Regions from separate parts of the Homo sapiens genome. Here all the other regions are linked to region 2. The links are chromatin loops, found by intact Hi-C in ENCODE. Cell type or tissue: heart right ventricle. All regions are shown on one strand.

Region 1 (8,000 bases), 46 kb after region 2:
TTTATTGATCATTCTTGGGTGTTTCTCGCAGAGGGGGATTTGGCAGGGTCATAGGACAATAATGGAGGGAGGGTCAGCAGATAAACAAGTGAACAAAGGTCTCTGGTTTTCCTAGGCAGAGGACCCTGCGGCCTTCCGCAGTGTTTGTGTCCCTGGGTACATGAGATTAGGGAGTGGTGATGACTCTTAAGGAGCATGCTGCCTTCAAGCATCTGTTTAACAAAGCACATCTTGCACCGCCCTTAATCCATTTAACCCTGAGTGGACACAGCACATGTTTCAGAGAGCACAGGGTTGGGGGTAAGGTCACAGATCCACAGGATCCCACGGCAGAAGAATTTTTCTTAGTACAGAACAAAATGAAAAGACTCCCATGTCTACTTCTTTCTACACAGACACGGCAACCATCCGTTTTCTCAATCTTTTCCCCACCTTTCCCCCCTTTCCATTCCACAAAAACGCCATTGTCATCATGGCCCGTTCTCAGTGAGCTGTTGGGTACACCTCCCAGACGGGGCGGCTGGCCGGGCAGAGGGGCTCCTCACTTCCCAGTAGGGGCGGCCGGGCAGAGGCGCCCCTCACCTCCCGGACGGGGCGGCTGGCCGGGTGGGGGGTTGACTCCCCCACCTCCCTCCCGGACGGGGCGGCTGGCCGGGTGGGGGGCTGACCCCCCCACCTCCCTCCCGGACGGGGCAGCCGGCCGGGCTGGGGGCTGACCCCCCCACCTCCCTCCCCGACGGGGCGGCTGGCCGGGCGGGGGGCTGAACCCCCACCTCCCTCCCGGACGGGGCGGCTGGCCGGGCAGAGGGGCTCCTCACTTCCCAGTAGGGGCGGCCGGGCAGAGGCACCTCTCACCTCCCGGACGGGGCGGCTGGCCCGGCGGCTGGCCGGGCAGGGGGCTGACCCCCCCACCTCCCTCCCGGACGGGGCGGCTGGCCGGGCGGGGGGCTGACCCCCCCACCTCCCTCCCGGACGGGGCAGCTGGCCGGGTAGAGGGGCTCCTCACTTCCCAGTAGGGGCGGCTGGGCAGAGGCGCCCCTCACCTTCCGTACGGGGCGGCTGGCCGGGCGCAGGGCTGACCCCCCTACCTCCCTCCCGGACGGGGCTGCTGGCCGGGGAGAGGGGCTCCTCACTTCCCAGTTGGGGCGGCTGGGCAGAGGCGCCCCTCACCTCCTGGATGGGGCAGCTGGCCGGGCGGGGGGCTGACTCCCCCACCTCCCTCCCGGATGGGGCGGCTGGCCGGGCGGGGGACTGACCCCCCCACCTCCCTCCCGGACGGGGCGGCTGGCCTGGCGGGGGCTGACCCCCACCTCCCTCCCGGACGGGGTGGCTGCCGGGCGGAGACGCTCCTCACTTCCCAGACGGGGTGGTTGCCGGGCGGAGGGGCTCCTCACTTCTCAGGCGGGGCGGCTGCCGGGCGGAGGGGCTCCTCACTTCTCAGACGGGGCGGCCAGGCAGAGACGCTCCCCACATCTCAGACGATGGGCGGCTGGGCAGAGACGCTCCTCACTTCCCAGATGGGATGGCGGCCGGGAAGAGGCGCTCCTCACTTCCTAGATGGGATGGCGGCCGGGCAGAGACGCTCCTCACTTTCCAGACTGGGCAGCCAGGCAGAGGGGCTCCTCAACTCCCAGACGATGGGCGGCCAGGCAGAGACGCTCCTCACTTCCCAGACGGGGTGGCGGCCGGGCAGAGGCTGCAATCTCAGCACTTTGGGAGGCCAAGGCAGGCGGCTGGGAGGTGGAGGTTGTGGCGAGCCGAGATCACGCCACTGCACTCCAGCCTGGGCACCATTGAGCACTGAGTGAACCAGACTCCGTCTGCAATCCCGGCACCTCGGGAGGCCGAGGCTGGCGGATCACTCGCGGTTAGGAGCTGGAGACCAGCCCGGCCAACACAGCGAAACCCCGTCTCCACCAAAAAAATACGAAAACCAGTCAGGCGCGGCGGCGCGCGCCTGCAGTCGCAGGCACTGGGCAGGCTGAGGCAGGAGAATCAGGCAGGGAGGTTGCAGTGAGCCGAGATGGCAGCAGTACAGTCCAGCTTCCGCTCGGCATCAGAGGGAGACTGTGGAAAGAGAGGGAGAGGGAGACCGTGGGGAGAGGGAGAGGGAGAGGGAGAGCGAGAGGGAGAGCGAGAGCGAGAGCGGTTGTTTGGTTTTTTTAGAGACAGGCTCTCACTCTGTCCAGAAATCTTATAATTCTTCTAGTGTTTCTTTATAAATGCAGGTTGGTTCTCACATGACCAAGATGGGTTGCACTGATGCTATAGGAAGGTTGTACTACTGAACAATTTAAGGGTTAAAGTGGCTTCCCAGTGTTATTCTATACTTAGTCCTATTTTTCCCCTCTCTTTGAACTTCTAGTTCATTATAGTGCTTCTGGGAATGTGAATAGTGTGAGATGTGCCTTGATTGATACCCAACTTCAAGGCCCTTATAGTTCCTGTCAGCCTCAGCTTCTTTTCTCCAGGGACATTTCAACATCTCCTGCTCCTTGAAGCCAACTGGAAACCTTTATACTTCTCTTATCTGCGAGCTTAATGCGAAACTGAAAGCAAGAGTGGACTGATTGGAGTCAGGGAAGTGGTCCCCAGGGAGGAGAAGCAGCCTAGGTCTCAGGGCATTGGGACTTCAGATGGTAGGCTGACTTGTCAATCTAGATTAGAAATGGAAGATAACTGTTGCCTGGTACATTGCTTGTTTTTTGCTATAGGAGAGACATAGTTTGTAAAGAAAGGGCTCTGAGAATCTCCCAACAGAAAGGCAAGTCAATGAAAGATTTAGCAAAAATACACTAAGCTATTACAGCAGAATGCCTAGCAGATGTACTGCCAACTGAGAACAGTAATGCCACAGGGAAAGAAACATCCCTTATTGAAGCTTCTATTTTATGACAGTGATTTCATGCAGAAATATCTGTTTAAGCTGTTTTTTTGAGCAGAAGACAGTATACTTTAAAAAATTAACATCTATGTACATCTCTGATAGGTTACAGATTCATTCTACATTTTTCTAAAAGCACAGCAATTTGCATGTCAATGCATTGTCACAGATGAGTCTTACTTGTACTTGTGTTCATATTTGAGGATCAAAAACATTGTACAGAGTTTAAAATGAATTTACACGCTTGCTCCTAGAGTAAAAAAAATTGCTTTCCAAAACAGTATTCCTGAACTTTAGTGTGCATAGGAATCAACTGGGCATCTTACTGAAGTGGAGCTTCTCATTCAGTGGGTCTAGAGTGGGGCCTAGTATTCTCTATTTCTCACAAGCTCCTAGGTGATACCAGCGTGGCAGTTTCAGAGACCACACTTTAAATATCAAGGTTTTAAGATATTGAGCTTTAAATAAACAAACTCACTAGAAATACTTCTTGTTTTCTAAACTCATTTACTAAGATATTCTAAGAAAACACTTGACACCTAGCTAATGCGTCTATGAATTAGAAATCTTATTAACAGGAGTAATGTTTGATAACCTCTTTTACCTGATGTTTTATTAGCCTCTAGTCCTGAAAGTCTCAAATCATTTATTTTCATGACTGAATTAAAAACCTTAAATTATAGCACTGTACAAGAAGTGTTGAATTTTTATCCACTAATGTAATATAACTCTTCTTCTGTTTTGTGGTAATTTATGGATGATTTGCTTTATTCCACCATGCAGCTTTATTAGGGTATAATTGACAAAAATTGTGTATATTTATGATGTACAATGAGATATTTTGATATATGTATACATTGTTAAATGATTACATGAAGCTAATTACCATATCTGTCACCTCACATACTTATTTTTTTTTGTTGTGAGAATATTATAGACTCTCTTAGGAATTTTCAAGTATATAGTACAGTCACGCATGGCATGATGACGGGGATATGTTCTGAGAAATGTGTCATTAGGCAATTTTGTCATTGTGCAAACGTCATAGAATATACTTACACAAACCTAGATGGTATAGCCTACTACACATCTGGGCTATATGGAATAGCCTATTACTCTTAGGCTACTTGTATAGTATGTTAATGTACTGAATATTGTAGGTAATTGTAATACAATGGTATTTGTGTATCTAAACGTAGAAAAGACACAGTAAAAATATAGTATAAAAGATAAAAAGTTATACACATGTATAGGGCACTTAACATGAATGAAACTTGCAGGACTAGAAGTTGCTCTGGGTGAGTCAGTGAGTGATGAGTGAATGAGAAGGCCTAAGTTATTACTGTACCTTACTGTAGTCTTTATAAACAGTAAACTTACGCAATACTAAACGTATTTTAAAATATCTTTTTTCTTTAATACTAAATTAACTAGCTTACTGTAACTTTTTAACTGTATAAACGTTTGACTCTTTTGTTATAATATGGAGGTTAAAATACCAACACGTTACATAGCTGTACAAAAACATCTTTCTTTATAACCTCATTCTGTTTGCTTGTTTTATTAAAATATTTTTTTCTTTTTAGCTTTTTTGTTGAAAACCAAGACAAAAATACACACATTAGCCTAGACCTACACAGGGTCAGGATTATCAAGACATCAAGAGGCTCCAGGAATTTTTCAGCTTCATTATAATCTTATGGGACCACTGTCATATATGTAGCCTCTCATTAACCAAAACATTTTTATGCAGTGTGACTGTATGTGCTGAAGTGCCTGGAAATCGTACCAAAGAACAGCTGGGGGAACCAACTGTTAAGTAGTGATGTAGAGGGGTTTCTGCAATAGGTGGGAAGATCCTTTGTGAGATTCCTTCTAAGTCTGTGGATCATCACCAAGTGGTGTGCTTTTTGCTATTATATAATTAAAACCAAATTATAGTATAGACTTTATTTTTATTTGATAACCTCAGTTTCCTCAAACATGTTAAAATGTTTGTTCGCAATTTCAATTTCTGGACCTTTTCCTCCTACTTCTCATATCCAATATCGTCTCTCTAAATTCTTAGTGTGTTAACATCATCTACCTATTCATCCATCTAATCATTCATTTAGTACATATTTGAATGTTTCTTGTGTACAAACAGGGTACAGTGATCTGTGGGATACAAAATTGAATAAGGTGGTCTCTACTTTCAAGGTACTCCCCGTCTGTTGGAGGAAGTAAGACACCAGTGCAAATAACTAATTTAAGGATAGAATTAATTTGTTTCTTAAAGACAGAATAATATGTTAACACCCTATAGAAAGTGCTCTTGGTGTTCAGAGCAGGGAGAGATATAAATTTTTAATAACCATCTAATGGAAGAAAACATTCTTTCCTTGCTGAAGAAGCTCCTGCTATTGAAAGCTAGCCTTTCACTTTTATTAGTCTTTTAAATGAATTTGGGTATGGTATTTGCCATTTTACTGGTATGCCTTTTTATATGAGATCCCATCACTAGGCTGAAATGTTGTAATAGTTGGTACAGTAAATGCATGGAGGAGTTATCTAATGAATTATGAGAGATGATTAAAGATGCCACTCTGCTCTGCTTTCTTGGCAAGAAAATGAGCTAATAAGCTGGAGAGAATGACCAAGTTGTAAAATACTTCCTAAGTTCATATCTGTATATTTGTATATGTTGTCTAAATATTTCATCATTAGAGACTATATTCTTCATGACTATTAAGATCTATGAAAATTTCCATGTAAGTTTTTATTTTGTTTTTAACGTAAATTTAAAAGTTTTATTCAAGTCTAAATTGAAAACAAAAATTAATGATCCCTATCAAAAGCTTTATGGTCTGGAGTCATACTTTATTTTACTTAAGCACTATAGCATTTGACACATGAAGATGTTTTCCCGGGAGAATCTTGTTGCTGCCCAGGGCTGACAGGAAAAAAAACAATTTGTCCGACTAGTGGAGCTTACTAACAGTTCAAATAAACAACCCGTCTTTCCCTTCATACTGCATATTAATAGAAATGTTAATGATAAGCTAACAGGAAACTGCCTCCTTTACACCCTACAGGGAGCAGAGATTACTGGGTCAGAGAGTTTTCTTGCTTTGGGCCCTCTTAACAAACACAACTGTTAGCAAAATACCAATCTTATCACTTGCATATTTATTAGCACAGTATTTTTAAAGTAATAGTTATCTATTTAATACAGCCAAATTGATCATTGCCTCATTTTTGCCATTACTTAGCATGTAAATATTTTTGCCATGTAAGTATTTCAAGGTAAAATCAATTTCCCTCTCTCTCTCTCTTTTTTTTTTTTTTTTTTGTGAGACAGGGTCCTGTTCTGTCATCCAGGCTGGAGTGCAGTGGCACAATCATAGCTCACTGCAAACTCGAACTTCTGGGTTCAAGTGATCCAGTGGCCTCAGCCTCCCCAGTAGCTAGGACTACAGGCATGTGCCACCATGCCTGGCTAATTTTTTAAGTTTTTTGTAGAGACAGGGTCTTGCTATGTTGCCTAGGCAGGTCTTAAACTTCTGGCCTCAAGGGGTCCTCCTGCCTTGGCCTCCCAAAGTGCTGGGATTATAGGCATGAGTCACTGTGTCCAGCTAGTAAAAAGCTATTAACTTTAGATTTTAAACATATATTCTCTCTACATATTTTGATAGATGATAATTAACTCTTCAAAAATATTTCAGAATAACCAAAAGAGTGGATTTGGAGTGTTCCCAACACAAAGAAATGATAGATGTTTGAGTGATGGCTATACCACTTACCCAGATTTGAGGTAGCGCACACCATGCCGTATGCATTTGTGCCCTCAGTACCTAGTAGACACTGTAAATATTATTGAATTATTTAATGACTTGACTTCAATAATGCCAACTTCATTGTTCTATGATAATATTTTTCTGCCTTCTTAAGTTTTTCTTTAGCACACAGGTGTAAAATCTTGCTATTACCAATATTATTGGGTTCCACAGTTATCTAGAACTGGTCAGATACTTATGAAGCCAGGATCTGTTATTAAGACATTGATAATGTAGAGTAGAAAAGATTTCTTACCCATCTCTAGGTTCATATCTGAGACTCCTATAATAAAAGGTAGATTAACAAGAGAAAAGCATACAAATTTATTTAATATAAGTTTTACATGACATGGGAGCCTTCAGAAATTACAACCCAAAGAAGTGGGAAAAACTTTATTTTTATTCATAGGTTGATGTACAGACATACGACTGGACAAAGGGGGTATGATCTAATAGTAATAAACTGGGGAAACTGTTAGTTTAGATTCTTCTTGGTATCTCTGTGTCCGCAGAGATTGGGATATTCCTTTTCTCAGGGTCTAGAGGATACGTCTCTTAGCGGGGTCTTAAGACCTACTTTAGAGTAATGTCAGAGAATTATTTTATGACCTGTTTTAGGGAAGAAGGGCAGGAGAAGGTCAGGGAGACCTTTTTGCTTCTGCTATTTCCTCAAATGCCAATGTGCCATATTTTGGAGTAATGTGTTCTAAACCCCATCAATAGTAACTAATGACTAGTGAGGGAAGTCTGATCTTTCTAGTTAATGTTTGAGGCACTGAAAATAATGAAATTAGTTTTATAAGTCAAATATTTGGAGATTTGCAATTATTTAGCCTACTTTTAGGAGAGTATAATTTATTGGTTGCTAACAGACATGATAGTTATTGGCTACACCGTTAATGGTAATTTAAAAATAAGACAGTGTTATCCTTAGGCCTTTCCTAAGAACAGAATAAATATATATATTTATATATATTTCTATAAATATATATATTTCTATAAATATATACGTTTCTATAAATATATACGTTTCTATAAATATATACGTTTCTATAAATATATACGTTTCTATAAATATATACATTTCTATAAATATATATTTATACATATTTTATAAATATTTATATATATATTTATTTATATATTTTGAGACGGAGTCTTGCTCTGTTGCCCAGGCTGGAGTGCAGTGGTGCAATCTCAGCTCACTGCAACCTCCACCTCCTGGGTTCAAGTGATTCTCCTGCCTCAGCCTCCCGAGCAGCTGGGACTACGGGCACCTGCCACCATGCCCGGCTAATTTT
Region 2 (8,000 bases):
ATTAAGAAAATGTGGCACATATACACCATGGAATACTATGCAGCCATAAAAAATGATGAGTTCATGTCCTTTGTAGGGACATGGATGAAGCTGGAAACCATCATTCTCAGCAAAGACAAAAAACCAAATACTGCATGTTCTCACTCATAGGTGGGAACTGAACAATGAGAACACTTGGACACAGGAAGGGGAACATCACACACTGGGGCCTGTTGTGGGGTCGGGGGACGGGGGAGGCATAGCATTAGGAGATATACCTAATGTAAATGACGAGTTAATGGGTGCAGCACACCAAGATGGCACATGTATACATATGTAACAAACCTGCACGTTGTGCACATGTACCCTAGAACTTAAAGTATAATAAAAATATATATATATAAAATAAAAATAAAATAAAAAAAGAGAAATTAAACGGTGGCCAAAAGGTTTTAATAGACATTTCACTAAATAAGCATATGAAAAGACTCTCAACATCATTAACACACAGGGAAATGTAAACTTAACCTATAATGCGATACCACTGCACATCTATTAGAATGGCTAAAATGAAAACAATCAAAAGCAAACTTCACAATACCAAATGCTGTTAAGGATGTAGAACCTAGTTGTAGAACTATTAATAGAATTCTCAGCCATTGTTGGTAGAAATGCAAAATGGTATAGCTACTATTAAAACTGTAGCCTAATAATTATGGCCTAATAATTTTTCACTTAAGTGTTTACTCAGGAGAAATAAAAGCATGAAAGTTTAAGTTAATATAAAAACTTGTATGTGAATATTTACGGCAGCATTATTCATAATTGCTAAACACTGGAAACATCCCAATTGTCCTTAAACTGCAAAATGAGAAAATAATCTGCAGTACATCCATAAAATGGAATATAGCTCACTAATAAAAAGGAATGAACTACTGATCCACTCAACAACATGGAAAATTCTCAAATGCCTTATGTCAAGTGAAAGAAATCCACTTCACCAGGCACAGTGGCTCACGCCCATAATCCCAGCACTTTGGGAGGCTGATGGGGGGAAGATCCCTTGAAGCCTGGAGTTTGAGACCAGCCTGGGCAACATGGCAAAACCCCATCTCTACAAAACACACACACACACTTAGCTGGGCATGGTGGAACATGCCTGTAGTCCCAGCTACTCAGGAGGCTGAGGTGGGAGGATCGCTTGAGCCTAGGAGGTTGAGGCTGCAGTGAGTCATGATTGTACCACTGCTCTTCAGCCTGGGAGACAAAGTGAGACTCTGTCTCAAAAAAAAAAAAAAAAAAAAAAAAAAAAGAAAGAAATCTGCCTCAAAGGGCATATATATCATGTGACACATTGGCATAGGATTGTGGAAAAGTTAAAACTATAGAGACAGAAAACAGACCAGTGGTTACCAGGGACTGGAATATGTGGAATGTGGGGAGAAACTGGCTATAAAAGGACACAGTTCTAACATTTTGGGGCATGATAGAATTGTTCTTTATCTTGATGGTCATGGTGATCACATGATTATATATTTCTCAAAATTAAATAACTGTATACGAACAAGGGTGAAATTTACTGTATTATATACCTCAATAAATTTTAGTTAAAAACAATAACTACAAAAGATGCCATGGCTCCAGCTATGTATTGTAAGTGAAAAAAATGTTGCCACTTTTGTTACAGATAATCATCAAGTATTCATCTCTTACTAGCTGAGGGTAATTACATCTGGGTTGAACAAGAGGGAAGCCAGTTACTTCCAAGGTATCTTGGCCTGAACTGTGCTAATGGAGGAAGTGAATAGACAAAATGAAAGTGTTTTCTTTGGAAAATAGAATGCTAGAAATGTCAATGGGTACAGTTAGATATAAGGAATAAGTTTTGGTGTTCTATTGCACAGTAGGGTGACTATAGTTAACAATACTGTATTGCATATTTCAAAATAGCTAGAATTTTGAATGCTCTCACCACAGAGAAATGATAAATGTTTGAGTTAATGCATATGCTAAATATCATCATTTGATCATTACACAATCTATACATGTATTATAACATCACACTCCACCCCCATAAACACATACAATTAGTATGTATCAATTAAAACTAAAACAAACAAACAAACAAACAAACAAACAAACAAAAAAGACACCAGATAAATGCCTGGGTTGTTTTGGGCATGAAACTAAGCTACTGTTTTAGTTTGCAATACTTCGACATATATTTTAATCTTGGATACGCTGGAACCCAGAAAGACTTCCTAGCTTTTCAGCAATTTACTTCGCTGGTAAAAAGCAAGAAAGGTCATTGCTCTGGAAATTTGAAAGAGCCTTACAGATGTATTCAGGTTGTGTGTAACTCCTAGAGGAGGCAGATATTCTTTTTCAGAACTTTTTTGAAGATGGAGGCAAATTTTGCATTGGATTCAACACATATAATAACAGAAGCCCTTATGCACAAGACTCTGTGTAGTACAACAGTATATTCTTTGTACTAGAGCCTTCAATATCTAATCTAGAAGATTCCAAAGATTCTATCACTGTATTTATAGATAAAGATTTATTTAAACTGAAACTCATTAACAGAACTAAAATGTAGTATAAGAGCATGTTCCTTTTATCAGTTTGAGTCCTTCTGGAGTCAGTGATACTTATAGAGAATATGCCATAATGAGACTAGTCTCTAGTTGTCTTTCATGATTAAAGGGCAGTCTCTACTGGCATCTTGTTAGGTTAAGCAAAGATAGTAGTAGCTAGTATTAGCAAGATAACAGTAATTCATTTACACTTTCTGCCTAGAGAGACATTCCTCCTTAGAAGCTTTAGTAAAGGAGAGGATTAGGAACTATGGTCACAAGAGTAAGTGCTGAGAAACAGAGGCCATCTCACATTCTGGGATAATCCTAACTCGAGCTTATCCAACCTGTGGCCTGTGGGCCACATGTAGCCCAGGAAGGCTTTTAATGCTGCCCAACACAAATTTATAATTTTTCTTAAAACATTATGAGATTTTTTTTTTTGCGATTTTTTTTTTTTTTAGCTCATCAGCTATTGTTAGTGTTAGTGTATTTTATGTGTAGCCCAAGACAATTCTTCTTCCAATACCCAGGAAAGCCAAAAGCTTGAACACCCCTGTCCTAATTGATTAGGCTCCTCAGGGTCAAAGCAGAGTCAGCATCATGGGGTTAATAGGCAACTCACCTTCAAGGACACAGAACTTTAGGTCAATCCTGTCATCTTCCTAAGTCTTATATAAGATACAGGGAAACTTCAAGCCTTCTCTTTGTTCCCTGACATACATTGTTTCTTTGTAACCGATATATGTATTTCCCAGAAGAGAAGATGTTATTGGGTTATGTCACCACAATCCAATATTTTGTGCCTATAAGGCAAAATTTGTCTATTTGAGGAAATTGAAAGTATATATCCCCCGGCTGGGCGTGGTGGCTCATGCCTGTAATCCCAGCACTTTGGGAGGCTGAGGCGGGTGGATCACCTGAGGTCAGGAGTTCGAGACCAGTCTGGCCAACATAGCAAAACCCTGTCTCTACTAAAAATACAAAAATTAGCTGAGCATGGTGGCATGTACCTGTGGTCCCAGGTACTCGGGAGGCTGAAGCAGGAGAATCACTTGAACCCGGAAGGCAGAGATTGCACCACTGCACTCCAGCCTGGGTGACAGAGTGAGACTCTGTCTCAAAAAAAGAAAGAAAGAAAGAAAGAAAGTATATATCCCCTAAATGATTAGAAAAAGCAGCATTCAACCTCACTTAGGTCCTGTCTTGAGTAGCTCTAGGGGGACAGTGGCTTCATGGCTAGTTTCTGAATAATGAGGGTACCATTAGGTTCTGGGCTTCCTGGCCAGTAACTGAGCGAGGTCTGTGCCTTTATCTATCCACCCTACTCTCTTCCTTAGTTTCCTCACTTATAACATTCAGCTAATACTTGTCCAATCTACACCGCAACTTGTTTGATGATCCAATAAAACAATGTATTGTTTGGAAATATTTGGTAATTGTAACATGTTGTACAAACGTAGAGCTTATGATGTAAACTAATATTCACTGGATGGCAGTGCATTTAAATTTGCATTCCTGTCAGGAACAGTTAATATAGAAAGCAGCTGGCTACTGTGCTGTGTTGTGCTAATTATTCTGGCAACTGTGGAGATGGCCTCTAATCCATGACCAATTGGTGCTTGCTCAACGTGGCTGGCATTCTGCCTGTGCTCTGTCTCAACACAGTCCAGAAAGCTGAGCTGGAAGCATGACTGGAAAGCCACTGCTCTACCGCATTCAGTTATTTTAAGGCTTGTGGAAGCATAAGAGTACATATGGTTAATGGGCTGGTATGTGCAGAAACCAGAGCGCCAACTCTAGCAGTTAGAGGAAATGACTGTCACTTGCAGTTATAGTTGTGCTAGTCCGCACAATAGCTACAGCAACACAATGCCCAATACAAGTAACAAGAGTAGTCTCTATTTGTATCTTATTTGCTTGTTCTAAAATGTTATATTTGCATGGCATCCAAGATGTATTTATTTCATCTGATTTCACCCACTTCTTACTTTACATATTTTATACTGTTACAATCTTGGGAAGGCATTTTGCTGTCATTAAAAAATCTCTGCTTATTGTTATAGAGTGACAACATGGGAACAATGGAAAGAACATAGGATTCATCATCAGATAATTTGGTTTGAGGCTCAACTTTGCCAGTTATTAACTGTGCAACTAAATTTCTCAACTTCTGAGTCTCAGTGTCCTAACATGCAAAATGAGAATAATAATAACATGAGACATACTGTATTTTGAGAGGACTTGAGATTTTATAAAATATTTCTATAACTTATAATTTGTGCAGGTATGTTAAAATATCATTTTCACTCACTGCTATTTCAAAATTATCATAGCTGTAAGACTTGCCCCAACACCTTGCTATTTAATACATTCATAAAAAATTATGGCAGAATATTGTTATGTCTCAACTTAAAAATATTTGATATTTCAATATAACTGGTTTCCTTTGTAATCCTCTATATTGCATTTCAGCTCTTAAAAATATACATATATTTTTGTTCTGAGGAGTCCAGAAGCTTACCAGATTGCCAGAAGGGCCCATAGCACAAAAATGTTAAGAAAAATCCCATCTAGATAATCATTCATTTCATCATGCAAGGTTCACACCTAATCGGTTCTTTCTTTCTTATCTTTCTCATTCCTATTTATTTATACATATGAAAGTGCACGTGTGTACAAAAATATCTACCCATACATTGAGGTCCCATACTTTAGCAGTTAAAAGAATGGACTCTGGAATCAGACTTCTTGGCTTTAATCTCAGTTCTGATACTTCTTAGACAAGTTACTTAACCTCTCTGCATCTCAATTTCCTTATTTAAAAATGAGGGTAATACTAATACCCCAAACTCTTCATATTATTTCACTGTTAAGTTAATGAGTTGCCAAACAATACAGTGGCTGGCACATAAAACATAACTTTATAAATGTTAGCTAATTTTATTACTATTGTTAGGATGGATGCATAAACATTTAAGTATATTTATAAACACATTTGCATGTAGGCAAGCATTTTAAAAACATTTAATGACTCTAGCTTTTAAGGTAGGGATTGAGGTAAGGGAAGAAGTAACCTGAAATAGTACCTCTACTCTGTCATTTATGAGGCTCACTTCCGTATCTAAATACTGTGTCAGAAGATGTTAAAAACAAGTAGAGGCCGGGCGCAGTGGCTCAGGCTTGTAATCCCAGCACTTCGGGAGGCCGAGGCGGGCGGATCACTTGAGGTCGGGAGTTCGAGACCAGCCTGACCAACATGGAGAAACCCCGTCTCTACTAAAAATACAACAAATTAGCCGGGCATGGTGGCACATGCCTGTAATCCCAGTTACTTGGGAGGCTGAGGCAGGAGAATCACTTGAACCAGGGAGGCAGAGGTTGTGGTGAGCCGAGATCACGCCATTGCACTCCAGCCTGGGCAACAAGAGTGAAACTCCATCTCAAAAATAAATAAATAAATAAACAAGTAGAGGAAATGATTTAGAGAGATTATGCTGCTCAGAACATGGACAGTGAAACAAAAGTTGTAGTAGAATCAGAATGGTGCTTCCTGGTCACGATACCACTGCAAGCGACCTCAAATATTATTGGCAGTAATGACAACATTGATCATTACACACCATGCATATTTACAAATTATTTTGTTTAGTTTTCACAAAAAACCCACAATATTAATCTTTGTTGCATTTAGTGCTCTTTCATATTGAGACATCTGAAGCTATGAAAAACTTGATTATTTTAGTCTAAGCTGACATAACAATAACAGTAATAGGATATTAACTTATTGTCTACTATGTGTCAAGTACCATGCTAGATATTTTACTGTCATTATTTCATTTAACTCTCACACAAGTGAAATATTATAATCTATAGTTTACGGATGAGGAAACTGAGGCTTAAAAATTAAATGGCTTAGCCAAGATATTACTACTAATAAATAACAGTTAGAACTTAAAACTCAGGTTTATCTGACTCTAAAATCTATACTTTTTTCTACCAATACTACACTGTATAGTATTAAAATGAATCTACTAAATTCTGTTCTCAATTACATTTCTAGTATTCATTCAAATTATTTGAGTTTGGTGTTAAGAGAAAAAGCTAAATATCTATAAATGAGAACCATAGCATATTCAGATTTTACTATGTATGTTTATATTTTAAGGCTCAGAAGTAAGCCCTAATACATCTGAATCTAGAAGCAGTAAGTTATGGTAAAACATTAATCCACTGTATTAGGTTAAACACTAAGAATTGCTACTGAAATGATGTTTCATTCAGAGAAGGCCTCTCCAGTCCTCCTCCAGGACAATGGGCAGCACAGAAAGTGTTCGATTTAATTCGTTGTGTATGTAGAAAGAGACACTCATCTGTTTCCATGGAGTCAAACACATCACTGACATACTTCTCCATGGAAACAGAGAGGGGAAAACAGAAAATGCTAAAGTGAATGAATTCACTGAGCAGTTGGTGAACAAGGATTCAAGAAAAAAAATTCATCTGTAGTACTATGTCACTAGTTTAGAAAAGAGAAATAGCATATATTTAGAGATCATCAAATATGTGATACATAAAAAGATGTTTAAAATACATTGAAATTACCACCTGGCATTCATATGCATAGAAAAAAAATTACATTGAAATTTAAGATGAAACAGTTATTATTTTTGCACAAATATACAAATGCTGGAAAATACTCTAGAGCAAAGGTACACAGAAAACATAATGGCACAATTCTTAAAAGATGAGGAGTGGCACCCTCAGTCAGTAATTAATAAGAAGTTCCTCAGACAAGATGATAGAAAACAGAAAAACAATTTATAAATAAGTTTATTAGCTACCTACTGGCTTCACATCATGATTGCTTTTTGGTTTTTAAGGATTTTCTCTTTGGGGATTTTCAAGGTTTCAGGTTTTAATAATAACACATTAATTAATCTGTATGACTGAGCCATAAAAATATAAGTGTTTTTAATTTATAACATACTGCACTTTTTTCTTTGAAGGTTATATTTTTAATTAAAGCATTAATGAATTCATTTTACTTGGTACTTTTTCTTCATACGTCCTGACTTAAAATTTTTTTTTCTCATGGAATTTAGTCCCAATCTGCTCCTCAATTCAATTTAATTCAACTCAATTCATTTTTAGTCCTGGCCCTCAAGATGATTATAGACTACTTGGGAGAAAAGATACTTAAAGAATGATTAAAATATTTATTCATTCCTTCAACAAATATATTTCTTATGTGCCAAGTACTGTGCTGGATTTTGTGGATTTAGTGATGAATTAAACAGACCCAGACTACTTTCATGAAGGCCACTAGCTTATGGAGGAGAGAGATGTTAAAATATTCATACACATAAATATACAGTGATAATCTGAAACAAGTTCTATGAAGAAAAACTACAGAGGGCCAAGAGGGAATACAATGAACAGATT
Region 3 (8,000 bases), 100 kb before region 2:
GTATGTTTTTCATGCAGAAGATACCACTGCATACCAGACTTATGTATCTTGCCCAGTTGGCCTCCTTTTCTTGTGGTGAAGGAGTCCACATTACATGGAGGATTGCCCTTGCCCCTTCCCAGCAGGGACCTCTGTCACCTCCTCTTGGGCTCACCTCGTGCCTTTCCACCATAGACATTTTTCAGGTTATGGTGTTGCTGCTCCACCATATGGAGTTGCTGCTCCAATCTGATTAGCCTATTCAAGCTATAGCACTGAGGACCATGTTTTGGGGTTCCTAGACCTTCTATAGTCTGACCATGATATGCCTAACAATGAGCCAATAGTTAGGTACTTAATGGACATTCCATGCTTCCTACCATCCTCAGGTATCTGGAATTGTTGAGAGCTTGGAAAGGCCTTCTTGAAAATCAACTCAAAAATGTTTCTGGCTCCACCTCTCTTACCTCCTCCTGGTCCACACTCCTGTATGAAGCAGTTTGCTTACTAACTGTGGCCACCTTCAGAAAGGGTTCATTTCATCCTTGTAGCCTCCTGGGAAATAATCAGGACAAAAGGAGTGGGGGATTATATACATCTGTTTTGAAAATTTGGGATTCTGCCTGGCCCAACCCTGGTTATCTTGCTTCTTTCTTTTTCCCAAAAGCAATCTCAGGATGGTTTGTTTCATATATCCCTTGGGTGGCAGCCAGCCAAAAGGGGGCTTAGAGATTCAAGCTTAATTTGGGTTTACCCACCTGGATTCATTTTGTTCAACTGATAAGGTCCCAGATCATAAATATCCATAATGACCATCTGATTGAGTGCCCTGCTCACTGAGTCATTCTATAGTGGTCCATATAGGCCAAAATGGAAGACATAATAGGTTTCTAAATTTGTCCCATATGTACTTACCCTTCTATAAGCTACAGGCACAAGTAGGGGATGATTGGAGAAAAGGCGAAGTTATATCTACTGGAATGGGACACATTAACTATGTGGCCAAAGAAGGAAAGCAACAACTTCAGCCCCTAGGAAGGAAACACATGAGACCTCAGGAAGTACAGGGATGGGGAGGACAATTAATACTTTCTTTGTCCTCTGGATCCGCAAGTGCATCCTGGCAAAACAAATATATAGTGAGCTACCTGAATCAAACAGCAGCTGAGGCCAGCCATCTGACCTGCGTCTGTTTTATCTCTGACCATGTGCTTGCTATGAAACAGAAAAATTCACATGGGCATTGGTGGTTCTTAATTCTTTTGCTGTGCTTGATACCATCAATGACAGCTCCTGAATGTGGACCCCGTTGTATACATGGAAGCAAAGGGACTGGCACAACCTTATTTTAATCTGATGTACACAAATCCATATGCTTCTTCTGACATGTGAGCAGCTTTGGATTATGCCATGCATGGCAACTGAAGTAACAACTACTTAGTGATACTGCCCATGTGGCTTAGACAAATCAATGTAATGGTTGATCCAAGTTTAATGACAAATCCTGAAATAAAGTGACTCTTTATTTCAGCCTCTTTAGGCTACATGTTTGTATGTAGGAAAGAGTAGGCCATGGTGTATTCCACCTTTGAGCTTGGGGGTTGCTTTTTGGCCCCTGTAATCTAGCGCCTCCTGTAACTATCTGCAACGAGGCCAAAGATTAGCATGTCAGTCTAAACTCCCTTGCATGGGTCAAAATAGATAACAGACCAGACTTAGATTACATCCTAGCTGTATAAAGTAAGATCTACTTTCTCCTCTGGGGCTTATTCACAGTTGATTTAGTCCAAGATACTGAGGGACATAGTTGATACCAATATTACAGGATGTTTTTATCCTGCTACTTGGAGTCTTGTTAAGTAAGTGCTGTATGAGACAAATTAAAGCGATGGTCCTAGTCTCTCTTGGTAAGATAAATAAAAGTAGCTGATGTAGTGGCATACTCATGTCAAGACAATGCTGGGCTGAGGGATGGGTTGTTGGAAGAGTCAATCTACCATGGGCCTGAAGCATTCCTAAACGTTCTTACTGGGTATGCCAAGAATGCAAAGTCTTGGCCACTCTTTACTTAGGTAATTTTTCAGGGTTGTGTTTGCAACAAGCAACTGGAGAGATGAGGTAATGTCTTCCTCTGGGCTTACTAAGTGCTTACTATAAAAGTGGTAGATTCCTGAAGTTCGGTGTTCCTCAGTTGTGATGAAAACCCACTGTGTGCAGCCTCTGCAACTTCCACATGTTCTCTGGGGGCAAGGGAAGCATAGACGTGGTGCTCATTCTTTTTGCTGTGTTGTGAGTAGTAAACTACTTTGTCTCTGACTGCGGAGTCTCGTATCTATTGTTAGCATCCATGAAACAGTAACAGACTAACTTCTTAGCTTATATTTAGGGTAAAATCTCATCTCAAACTCCGCAAATAATTCAATATCATTGTAATATGAAATGCATTGTAAGGGCCAGGAATGGTGGCTCATGCCTGTATCCCAGCACTTTGGGAGGCCAAGGTGGGCAGATCACTCGAGCCCAGGAGTTAGAAACCAGCCTGAGCCACATAGTGAGACCCTTTCTCTAATTAAAAAAAAAGAAAAAAGAAAAGAAATGCACTGTAAGAGGAAGTGAAAAGTAAGATCAGAGAGGTGAGCAGGGGTTATAAAATGGATAGTCTAATATGTTATGATAAGGAGCCTAAAGTTGATCATATTGGTAAAAAGGAGTGCTACAGACTGAATATATGTCCCCCCAACCCCCAAACCCCCCCAATTCATGTGTTGAAATTCTAACGCCAATGTCTTGGTATTAGGATATGGGACATTTGGAAGATGATTACATCACGAGGGTGGAGCTCATAAATGGGATTAGTACCCCTAAAAAGAGACCTCAGAGAGCTCTTTCACTCCCTTCTGTCATGTGAGGATACAGCAAGAAGACAGCCATCTATGAACCAGGAAGCAGGCCCTCACCAGACACAGAATCTGCTGGTGCCTTGATCTTGGACTCTCCAGCCTCCAGAACTGTGAGAAATAAATGTCTGTTGTTCCAGCCATCCAGTCTAAAGTATTTTTGTTATAGAAGGCCAAGCAAACTAAGACAGGAAAAAGAGAAGATTTAAGAAGGAAATGACATGACTGGATTTGTGTTTTTAGAAAAGACACTGGAGGTTATGTGAAGCACTGATTTGAGGGGAAAAAATCTTTAGGCAAGCAGAGCAGTAAGGGGGTTATTACAGCAACCCACAATAGAAATGTTGAGAGCTAAATGGAAATAAGGGAAGAGATCAGTGAAATACATAAGAAGATTCCTGAATGGCTACCAGATAGAGGGTGTTACCAACAACTGAAGAGATGGGAGAAAAAAATAGGGTTAGGGATAAAAATTTTTGAGTTCTGTTTTTTTTTTCTAAAGTGGAGTTTGAGGCACCTGAAGGGAATCTATGCAGAGAGGTCTAGCAAAAAGAAAAGGTTGTTGGGGAGGGGCAGATACATATAGACCTGAACATTAGAAGAGATGGCTAGATTCAAGATATAGATTTATGAGGCATCTATATTAATAGTTGTCTCAACTGTTTTCTCAGAAGACATTAATTTTCTGACATAAATCAAAGAATATAAATTGGAAATATGAATCTCTACACCCTTCTTGAAATATAAACATAATATAAATATCCACATAAATGGCTCAGTACAATGCAATCATGAGTTAGCTACCAGTGCCATATAAAATGTAGAGCAGAAATGGATTAGAAAGGAGAATGCCTTCTTGTATGCTTAGATAATTTTCTTATTTCAGTTGATTTAGATGTCTGTTTGTACTCTGGTTGCTTAGTCTTTAAAGTGATTTTATAGGGAAGCAAACAGTTACAGCAATCAACTCATGAAAGACATAAATTCACTGAGCTACAGAAATAAAATGAAATCTGCATTGCTTTTTCCACTGACCGACATTCTTCCTCTTTACTTAAACTTCTGATTGTCAAGGCTTAATTCTGTGTTTTATTGCTAAAATTTCTAAGTACTTAACAAATATGATGAGAACCACATCACTAACCTGCCATCTTAAGCAAATCTTTAAAAATATATTTTTTAGTTATTTGACAATTCTGTAAGCAAAGGCTAAGAATGTGCTCCAAAGACAGAATAGGAGCTTTATTTGCTATTTTCCAAGTTTAAGATGTTCATCCATCTGGCAGAGCAGCTAGACAATACATCAGCCAAGAACATCTCTCTGGCTTGAAATAGTTCTGGCTCTCAAAGAGGATTTGACTGAGGGAAAGGCAACATCTTTAGTTGCTCTAAGGCTGAACTCTTCTAATATTTCCCCCCAATGCCTTCTCCAAGCCTTGGCTCCATCCACTAACTTGGTTTCCATAGGAATAGACAGAGCTATCAAGTGGCACGGAGTCAAACAGCACAAATGAGAGAAGGAGAAAATGTTACTGTCAAAAAAAGGCTTTTCTCTATGAGAGGAAATTATGGAAAGGTATTCTTGACTCTGAGGCTTCCTTATCCAATGCCAGATTTTTCAGGTGCTCTTCCTGACTAATATAGCCTATTTTATTTAGATTATTATGAAAATTAATGCCTTCATTGGAGAGCCTTTTATATATAGGAAACTAACCAAAAATAAATATTGAAAAAAGTTATAAAATGCTGGGATGCTTATTTCCACAAGGATAATTCTGTTGTGCTTGTGAGGTACTCTGATTTATTTAGAGTGGTGCTTTAAATTGGTACAACCTTTTAGGATGATTATAAAGTATATTTGGTTTCTCACAGTTGGTATTTTATTTAAGGACAACATTTTTTTTTTGTCTTAAACTCTAGCAAAAGAAGTTCTCAAACTCTAGCATGCATCAAGATCGTCTGGAGGGCTTGAAAACACATAGGCCCTCCCGCAGAGTTTGTCATTCACTGGTGTAGGGGCCAAGAATCTGCATTTTGTAGCAAGTTTCTGGGAAGTGCTGCTGCTGCTGGTCTAGAATCCTAAACTTTGAGAACCACTGTTGAAACAAAGAACCTAATCTAGGAGTTCTCAATCCTTAGGAGCTTAAAAAAAAAGTCTGTTCCCATCCTAGATCAACAAAATCAGAATTTCTGGGACTTTGGAATTAATATTTCTTAAATTTTCGGTAGGTGATTCAAAAATGCAACCGGGATTGAGAAGCACTGACCTAATTAAACCATTCATTCAACATTCAATGGTTATTTTTGATGTAATTACTCTGTATCAGACTCCATGCTAAGAGTTGGGGAAGCTTTATACAGATGTACGCTTGTATGCAATGCAAAATTATAAGCAAGGAAGGGTAAATGCACAAAAAGGATACAAAAACAGAACACAAAGACAGGATAGATGATGTACTTAAAAGTCATTCCTTGTGACTTCCCCAAGATGTCCTTGTGAAGAGGGGAAGGGGTTAGAACAGAATGACTTCATGAAAGAGATGGCAGTTGAACAGGATCTTAACTTAGGATTACTAACACTTTGACACTCCTCAATGTCTCCATCTTGTTCCTGCTCCCAATTTCTTTGATATGGAGGGCAATAAGTATTTTCTGAATTTTATGTAAAGTGCTATATAAAGACAGCTTCAAATCTTACTCCCACTCCTTCCAATCAATTTGTCCCCATAAGCTCCTCCTATATGCATATTCTGAAGCCAACATTAGTAAGTTGTGTATATCATGTCTCTTGGATCCACTTATTACATGCTCCAATAACCCCCACACTATCCCTCCCTTTGACCGTAATAGAAAGTGAAACCATATGCAATGCTATTCACTGCTGTCATACAATGAGATCAGTTCTATGATAGAGGTAAGGACACACGGTAGTAAGAACTCTGTAGAGGGGCACCTAACCCAGCCTTGAGGGGTCAGTAGAAGCTTATTGGAGAAAACAGTGCCTGAGCTGCATGTTGAAAGTATATGCAATTAAGCCAGCTTAAAGTAGGAAGGAAGCTGAATGTGCGACGGCATTGTGTGTGGAGGATGAAAAAGAGGTGACTAGAATGAAAGCTTTAAAAACACAGTATGTCTGAGGATAGAGTAGAACTGGAGACACAGGACACTGAAGCCCAAAAGATAAGCAAGAACTCGATGACGAAAAGTGCAGGGTCAAGGAGTTTGGGCTTTTCCTTTCAGTCTTCTGAAGCAGTACTGAAGGATTTTTTTTTTTTTTTTTTTTTTTTTTGAGACGGAGTCTCGTTCTGTTGCCCAGGCTGGAGTGCAGTGGCGCGATCTCGGCTCACTGCAAGCTCTGCCTTCCAGGTTCATGCCATTCTTCTGCCTCAGCCTCCTGAGTAGCTGGGACTACAGGCGCCCACCACCACGCCCGGCTAATTTTTTGTATTTTTAGTAGAGACAGGGTTTCACTGTGTTAGCCAGGATGGTCTCGATCTCCTGACCTTGTGATCCTCCCGCCTTGGCCTCCCAAAGTGCTGGGATTACAGGCATGAGCCACTGCACCCGGCCAGTACTGAAGGATTTAAGTAAGGGAGGGACATGAGAGAGGTCTCAGCCAGAACACTCCCACACCCAAAGGCAAATCACTGAATTTTTCCTAGCCTCTGTTTCCTCCCACATGAAAAATAAGGAGGGTGGATTCTGATCTAAAGCCCACCCAGCTTAATGTCCTTTGACTCTATGATTCTAATTCTAAAAGGCAGAAGACCTGCTCCCTATAGCTACTTCAAAACTAAATGTTTTTTATTCTAACTGACTCAACAATGACTTAATTTCTAATAATTTTTATTTTCCTTAACCACAGGGTAACAGTTTTTACATCCATTTCCTTTTTCCCAATACTGCACAAGTAATTCATTTTCCTAGCATATTGATGTTCGCTTTAGGGGATCCAAAAATGCTACTCCATGGGGAGGCAGTACGGTGTAATAAAATGAGAATGGATTTTGGAACCAGTCAGATCTGGGCACTTCATTGGCTATATTATTAATAACTGTGAGCAAGTTACTTCTCAAAGCCTCAGATTTCCCATTGGTAAAAAAGAAAAAAAAGTGACCAGTGCACAGCGAGTACTCAACAAATATTGGTTTCTTTCTCAGATACCATCATTGCTCTCCTCTCATCATAAAAGTAGTATCTGTAAACAAAACAGCTTTCATTTGCTCCTAATGTTCTCATTGTTTGATGTCCATGATAATCTGTGTAGCCTGTTCTTCTTACTGACCCTGACCAGCCTTCTCAGTGACACTGCAAGCAAAGTTATTAAAACATCATATTTTAATATTAAACTCAGAAGCTAAATGCAACAAATTTTGTTTAACTCCTGGTTCCTTTGAAGCACCCCAAGTCTTGTAGGCTCCATCTTTAGTTTTCCAACAATGTACCTTAGTTTTATTGATCCTAGCATGCAGTTTAGAAAAATCAATTCACCTACTCTGCGAAGATGTGTGCCTTTGGGGGACCTGTTTCAAACAACTGATTGAATCCATCTTTTGCCTTCTCTACTTCAGTTCCACACTATGGATGGGATTTCTTAGATGGTGGGAAAAGACAAATATACAGACAAATGTGTAAGTAAATTCGATTATACTAAAAAACCTTTAATGAACCTCATTCAGACCATGCATTAAAGGGTTTAATCAAATGCTGACCATAACTAGTAATCTGACTTAGTAACTATTATCCATTTTCAAAATGGTAGCCTAAATCCTCACAGTGAGTGCTTGAATTCAAAATTGTATCTTCTAGTTTCAAATTTAGCCATCTTTAAAAAATTATATCAAAACATACCTCCATCTGCAAGTCAATCCCTGAACTCTATACTGCTCTTCATCTGTCTGCCACCATTTTAGACCTTTTTATTTGAAACTAAGAGAAGCAACCGAGTTGAGAAAGCATAATGCTACAGCTTGGTGGCTGAAGTGAGGAATAAAGATTTGCAGATTAAAGACTATTTTAGTTGTGTCAATCTGTAGTTTATGCCAGGGTAGATGTCCTGTTTGTTATAGCTATGTTTTAACTGTAATCTAACTATTCTTTCAAGTGCAAGCACACTACAATTCT

The links. A loop is a pair of places that touch in the nucleus more often than their neighbours do. Peaks named below come from ENCODE experiments on the same cell type or tissue, not always from the same donor. Only the 100,000 strongest peaks of a DNase experiment are listed, where the experiment ranks them.
Region 1: a loop joins it to region 2, with 2.1 times the contacts of the local background. A loop is called at or near these places in 3 of 110 quality-filtered maps.
Region 3: it touches region 2 in a loop (3-fold over the local background); 5 of 110 quality-filtered maps call a loop at or near these places.

The regions. Positions count from the first base shown.
Region 1 is chr9:100,061,291-100,069,290 of GRCh38, reverse strand. All of the region lies in intron 1 of ERP44 (endoplasmic reticulum protein 44), which reads left to right. Among named protein-coding and RNA genes, the nearest start is that of ERP44, 34 kb to the left of the region's middle. In heart right ventricle, no CTCF peak of the experiment used is centred here; no DNase peak of the experiment used is centred here; H3K4me3 peaks cover 624 bases; H3K27ac peaks cover 1,157 bases.
Region 2 is chr9:100,107,683-100,115,682 of GRCh38, reverse strand. All of the region lies in intron 2 of INVS (inversin), which reads right to left. Among named protein-coding and RNA genes, the nearest start is that of INVS, 12 kb to the right of the region's middle. In heart right ventricle, no CTCF peak of the experiment used is centred here; a DNase peak (open chromatin) is centred at 4,192; H3K27ac peaks cover 1,461 bases.
Region 3 is chr9:100,207,935-100,215,934 of GRCh38, reverse strand. All of the region lies in intron 3 of INVS (inversin), which reads right to left. Among named protein-coding and RNA genes, the nearest start is that of INVS, 110 kb to the right of the region's middle. RefSeq lists an enhancer at 5,846-5,895. In heart right ventricle, no CTCF peak of the experiment used is centred here; no DNase peak of the experiment used is centred here; H3K4me3 peaks cover 691 bases; H3K27ac peaks cover 762 bases.